Linked DNA regions of Homo sapiens: region 1 is linked to region 2. The links are chromatin loops, found by intact Hi-C in ENCODE. Cell type or tissue: breast epithelium. All regions are shown on one strand. Links, peaks and the distances in the headings refer to the core of each region. The heading gives the core; the rest is flanking DNA.

What was found. Hi-C counts contacts between places; a loop is a spot of excess contacts. Peaks named below come from ENCODE experiments on the same cell type or tissue, not always from the same donor. Only the 100,000 strongest peaks of a DNase experiment are listed, where the experiment ranks them.
Region 1: a loop joins it to region 2, with 36 times the contacts of the local background. A loop is called at or near these places in 1 of 110 quality-filtered maps.

The regions. Positions count from the first base shown.
Region 1 is chr2:196,246,134-196,248,937 of GRCh38, reverse strand. All of the region lies in intron 19 of HECW2 (HECT, C2 and WW domain containing E3 ubiquitin protein ligase 2), which reads left to right. Among named protein-coding and RNA genes, the nearest start is that of HECW2-AS1, 12 kb to the left of the region's middle. In breast epithelium, for the core only: no CTCF peak of the experiment used is centred there; no DNase peak of the experiment used is centred there; H3K4me3 peaks cover 436 bases; H3K27ac peaks cover 1,046 bases.
Region 2 is chr2:197,510,865-197,513,668 of GRCh38, reverse strand. All of the region lies in intron 2 of HSPE1-MOB4 (HSPE1-MOB4 readthrough), which reads right to left. Among named protein-coding and RNA genes, the nearest start is that of MOB4, 3.8 kb to the left of the region's middle. In breast epithelium, for the core only: no CTCF peak of the experiment used is centred there; no DNase peak of the experiment used is centred there.

The DNA of each region.
Region 1 (2,804 bases), core at 221-2,720, 1.3 Mb after region 2:
ACTCCCTGGAAACTAGCACCAGCAGAAAGTCACCTTCAACAGAAGTAAAACACTCAGAGAGCACAGAAGAGCCCTGTGGGTCTTTACTAAAGATTGTCTTGAGGGGATGGGTTGTGAGAGGGAATTATTTCTCCCACCACATTGTGTGCCCTTAATGATCTTCGTTTTCTTTCTCCCACCACAAAGTCTTAGCATTTTACCAGCTGTTTATGTCATCTTCTCTTTTCACAAACAGTTCCTCTTCTCTGCTCATTCTCTCTCTCCTTTTCTTCCTTCCTCCCTCTCTATTCCTCTCTGTCTCTCTCTGTGTGTGTGTGTGTGTGTGTGTGTGTGTGTGTGTCTGTCTGTCTCTCTCTCTCTCATCTGTCCCTCTCCCTTTCCCCACCTTTCCTACAGTCCCTGAAGTAGCTTTAGAGTTGTTTTTAGAAAAGGTGTTTGATCCCTTCCCTTGACTCAGCCCTACAAAGATGATCTAGGAACCAAATTGCACAAATGAAGGATGCTCCCTGGGTGGGTAGGGATGGGGAAGTTGTGATCCCAGAGACCAAAAGAAAGCCACAGACACTGTCTCTCTCATAGTATAGAGACTTAACTTTTTGTGTTGTTAGTCTCCCTTGTCCTCACCCATAGAGCTATCAGAGGGTGCCTGCTATTGGCAGACCCTTTACATTTCCCTTTAATAAATCACTTCCCTGCCAAGATCTCTGTCAAGGTTTGAGAAGTCAGAGCATTAAGTTATTTTCAATAAATGGTATGTACATGAACATCAGCAAGCTCCAAGAAATGACTCGAGGGCCTTTTACTACTCAGAGAATAAAGCAAAAATGCCAGGTTTTCAGTGCTTGTGCTTTGTGCCAGGGATTTGGACGTGTTTTTTGTTAAGTTCCAGCGTTGAGCTATGTTCCAGAAGATGGAGCCTTCCAGAAATTATTGTAGTGCTTGATGTTTTGTTTTCATTCACTCACAGGGCATTTGTTTTAAATGTCATAGGGATTTTTTGAAAGTGAACCAGGAAAGAGATGAGCGTCTGAGCTGTCCCAGGACAGAGGCATGGAGCCATGCTGGATCAGGCTAAGATCCAGCCCCTGTCCAATACGGAGAACCAGTGCTAGTCATCAGAACAGTCCAGGTTCTGGGTCACACACCCAGAATCAAAAAAGACTGAGACTGCCCGGGAGTTGGATGCCAAGCTATTTCTAGTGTCTTCTGAAATATTTTGTCAGATAGAATTCTTTAGTTTGTATATGATTATGCAATTTTGTAACAGTATATGAAAATAGGGTAACACAATATAGAAGTTCTTTAGACCTGCCTAGCAATGACAAAGCAAAAACTCCCTAGTGTCTGTTACTGAAATTTTTTCCTGCACAGTATTAGCAAAATGCTGACTATCCATGAAGTCAGCCCTTCATTTGATGTAACATTGATCTTTTGTACCTGATTTTCTTTAAGACTGTAAAGACCATAAAATTCCTCTGTCTACAAAGTATTATGACCTAGAACTTCACTTGTAGTTCTCACACAATTTTATTAGCGCAATCTTCCAAGAACATTTTGTATTTCCAAAGTGGAAGTAACATCATTCCTGCTCTGGAATTTCTTGGCAATTATACCTCACTTGTATTAAGAATTTGACAAAGGCCAACAGCATAATTTACTGTAATTTTATTTATTTATTTATTTATTTTGAGACAGAGCCTCACTCTGTTGCCAGGCTGGAGTGCAGTGGTGCGATGTCGGCTCGCTGCAACCTCCGCCTCCTGGGTTCAAGTGATTCTCCTGCCTCAGCCCCCCAAGTAGCTGGGACTACAAGCACACCCAGCTAATTTTTGTGTTTTTAGTAGAGACGGGGTTTCACCATGTTGGCCAGGATGGTCTCGATCTCCTGACCTCATGATCCACCGACCTCAGCCTCCCAAAGTGATGGGATTACAGGCGTGAGCCACCGTACCCAGCCAATTTACTATAATTTTAAAATGAAATAATGTGTAAATGACTTCTTTCATGATGGAACTATGAGCAAAAGAATTTTTGCATTTAACAATTGCTGTCTCAGAGTTTTTATAATTAAATCCCTTTACCTAGAGTATAAACAGAATCAGAGCTAATTTTTATTGTGTCTGTATTGATATTGATGGAATGCATTATGGCATTTCCCACGTCCTTTTAAGCATCTCAAATTATATAGGAGTAGTTAGTGTCTGTGCTGTTTTTTAAAGTAATCAGCTCTTAAAAAAACATGTTTCTTGGCAGGGCACAGTGGCTCATGCCTGTAATCCCACCACTTTGGGAGGCTGAGGGGGGTGGATCACAAGGTCAGGAGATCGAGATCATCCTGGCTAACATGGTGAAACCCCGTCTCTACTAAAAAAATACAAAAAAATAATTAGCCGGGCGTGGTGGCAGACGCCTGTAGTCCAAGCTACTCAGGAGGCTGAGGCAGGAGAATGGCATGAACCCGGGAGGTGGAGCTTGCAGTGCCCGAGATCGTGCCACTGCACTCCAGCCTGGGCGACAGAGTGAGACTCCGTCTAAAGAAAAAAAAAAAGTTTCTTTTGTGTCTTAAAAGATTTTCGTTCAGTTCCTTGTTCTTCATTTTTCTCTCTCTTATCAATGATTTTGCTCTTGAAAGTTGATTCATTACAGCTGCGTTCTGCCCTGTCTGGGTTTTCTAGTCTGCAGTTTCTCAGACTGGAGCACTGACACTGATTGTGCCACCCTTGAGTGGACTTGAACTGCACGGTCCTATCCCTCATTCATCTAGGAGAGCAGCCTTGTGTTCATGGAGATAATGTTCCTTCGTG
Region 2 (2,804 bases), core at 148-2,647:
CAACAATAACAGTTACATGAAATACTTGAATATTTCAGGTAAAGGAGGAGTGGAGTGATCTGTTTAAAGGCAATATGCACCAGTAGGAATAGCTCTGGACTGGGATTCGGAAAATCTAGATTCTCTTGCCTGTTAACTGTTAAGACATTGAACAAGCTATCAAATAAATGTTTCTTCATGTGTAATGAAGATTGTGCATAGCAGTTCTTTCCCTCTGCCCCATAAAGTATGAAAGCAAGCATAAAATTAAATATGGAACCTTGAAGCTTTAGAAGAAAATATTTTATAAAGCCAAAGTATCATAAGTAATTTCAAATTATCCATGAGCTTCAAATCATTGACACATTAAAAAAAATTATCCAATAAAAATTCACTTTGGGGAATTTTTAAATCCAAATAAAAGAGTTAATGCAGGCCATGTGCGGTGGCTCAAGCCTGTAATCCCAGCACTTTGGGAGGCCGAGGTGGGCGGATCACGAGGTCAGGGGTTTGAGTCCAATGTGCCCAACATGGTGAAACCCCCGTCTTTTCTAAAAAAAAAAAAAATACAAAAATTAGCTGGGCACAGTGGTGTGCGCCTATAGTCCCAGCTACTCAGGAGACTGAGGCAGGAGAATCACTTGAACCCGGGAAGCGGAGATTGCAGTCAGCCGAGATTGAGCCACTGCACTCCAGTCTGGGCAACAGAGTGAGACTCCATCTCCAAAAAAAAAAAAAAAAAAGAGTTAATGCATATTATGTGCAAGGCACTGGGCTAAGTGCTGAAAAACATGAAGATATATAAGACAAGCTTTCCTCAAAGAGCCTTGAAATTAATGGGAAAGCATCTTATGTAGATTACTACAGTACAAGGCTGAACGCCTTAAGTATTGAAGCAGCCCCTTTCACATGCTCTTTGCAAACAGCCTCTGATCTTGCTCAGTGTTCTTCTCTCATGCTATGACCAGGGAAAGGTAAACCCATATCTAGCTGAGGGATAAATTCCTGTTGGCCTAAGTGTGAAAGGGCCAGCCTCTGTGGTTCACACCTGTAATTCCAGCACTTTGGGAGCCTGAGGTGAGAAGATTGCTTGAGCCCAGGAGTTCAAGACCTGCCTGGGAAACATAGTATAACCCCCCCCACATACACCCCCATCTCTACAAAAAAATACAAAAATTAGCTGGGCATGGTGGCACACACCTGTAGTCCCAGCTACTCAGGAGGCTGAGATGGGAGGATTGCTTGACGCTGGGAGTTCAAGGCTGCAGTGAGCCATGATTGCACCACTGCACTCCAGCCTGTGTGACAGAGTGAGATCCTGTCTCAAAAAAAAATAAAACAAAGAAAAGAAATGTGAAACGATGTAATGAAGCACTTTGGAGAAAGATTTACTTGCTCTTCAGAAGATACCAAAAGAGATGCTCTCTTTTTTCTGCCAATGGACATCACCCAATATGGGCCTGCAGCAGCCATTCTGGCTTAAAGGAAGCCAGTCTAAAAGCAAAGTTGGCACACTGTGAATGATGTATGTAGTTGTCATGTGTCTTAAAGTGTGGATAGCATTTATGTGCAGAGCTACAGGAGATTTCATTACAAGCCGAGCAAAGTTGAGGCAGCAGGGAAGCATGGGAATGTATATTCACAGTTGAACAAGTCAGTGCCTATGTATGGTTTCATACATCTTCAACGTATTATTTGAACATTATTCTCTGTCTGTTTTTTTGTTTTTTTTTTTTCTTGAGACAGAGTCTCACTCTATCGCCAGGTTGGAGTGCAGTGGCGTGATCTTAGCTCACTGCAACCTCCACCTCCCGGGTTCAAGCAATTCCCCTGCCTCAGCCTCCAGAGTAGCTGGGACTACAGGCGTGCACCATTATATTTTAGTAGAGACGGGGTTTCACCACGTTGGCCAGGATGGTCTCGATTTCCTGACCTTGTGATCCACCCGCCTCGGCCTCCCAAGTGTTGGGATTACAGGCGTGAGCCACCACGCCCAGCTTTTTTTTTTTTTTTTTAAGAGATTGTCTCACTTTGTTGCCCAGGCTGGTCTCAAACGTCTGGCCTCAAAGGATCCTCCTGCCTTGGCCTCTCAAAATGCTGGTATTACAGGTGTGAGACACTGGGCTTCACCCTTTTTCTTCCCCTTTGAGACAGTGTCTTATGCTCTCACCCAGGCTGGAGTGTAGTGGCATGATCACCACTCACTACAGCCTCAACCTCCTAGGCTCAAGTGATCCTCACTTCAGCCTCCTAAAGTGCTGGGATTACAGGTGTGAGCCACTGTGCCCAGTCTGTCTTTATTTTCTTGATAACACCAATCTGTATCTAAAATCATGCTATTAATTTAGTTGTTTACTGTGTGCTTCCCCGATCTTATTCATCCCTGTATATCCAGTGCCTAGAACAGTGCCTAGCCCATATTCAAAAAATGCGTGACTTAAAAATACTATAATAAACTAGCCTTTTGAACTGACATTCAAGCCAGGTAAGTAAATAACCATTGATGTTTTTCCAAGTCATGTCTTCAGGCTAAATGAGACTGAAAGGGCATTTCGCAAGCGAAATTTTAAGTGTCTTAAAGACTTAGGCTTAATCTATAAGATGGTAGGGGAATTTTAAACATTTCTTATATCTTTTAACAGGAAAATCTACAGATGGAGCCAAAATCAAAATCTGTTGTTTTTTTTTTAAAGAAAAACCCAAACTATAAAAATACCTAAAGAAACCGTGGAAGAAACTTTAAGTTTTGGAGAAGACTTTTCAGAGTTTAACGTCATACCCAGAAGGCATAAAGAAAAACATTTAATAATTCAAATACACCAAAA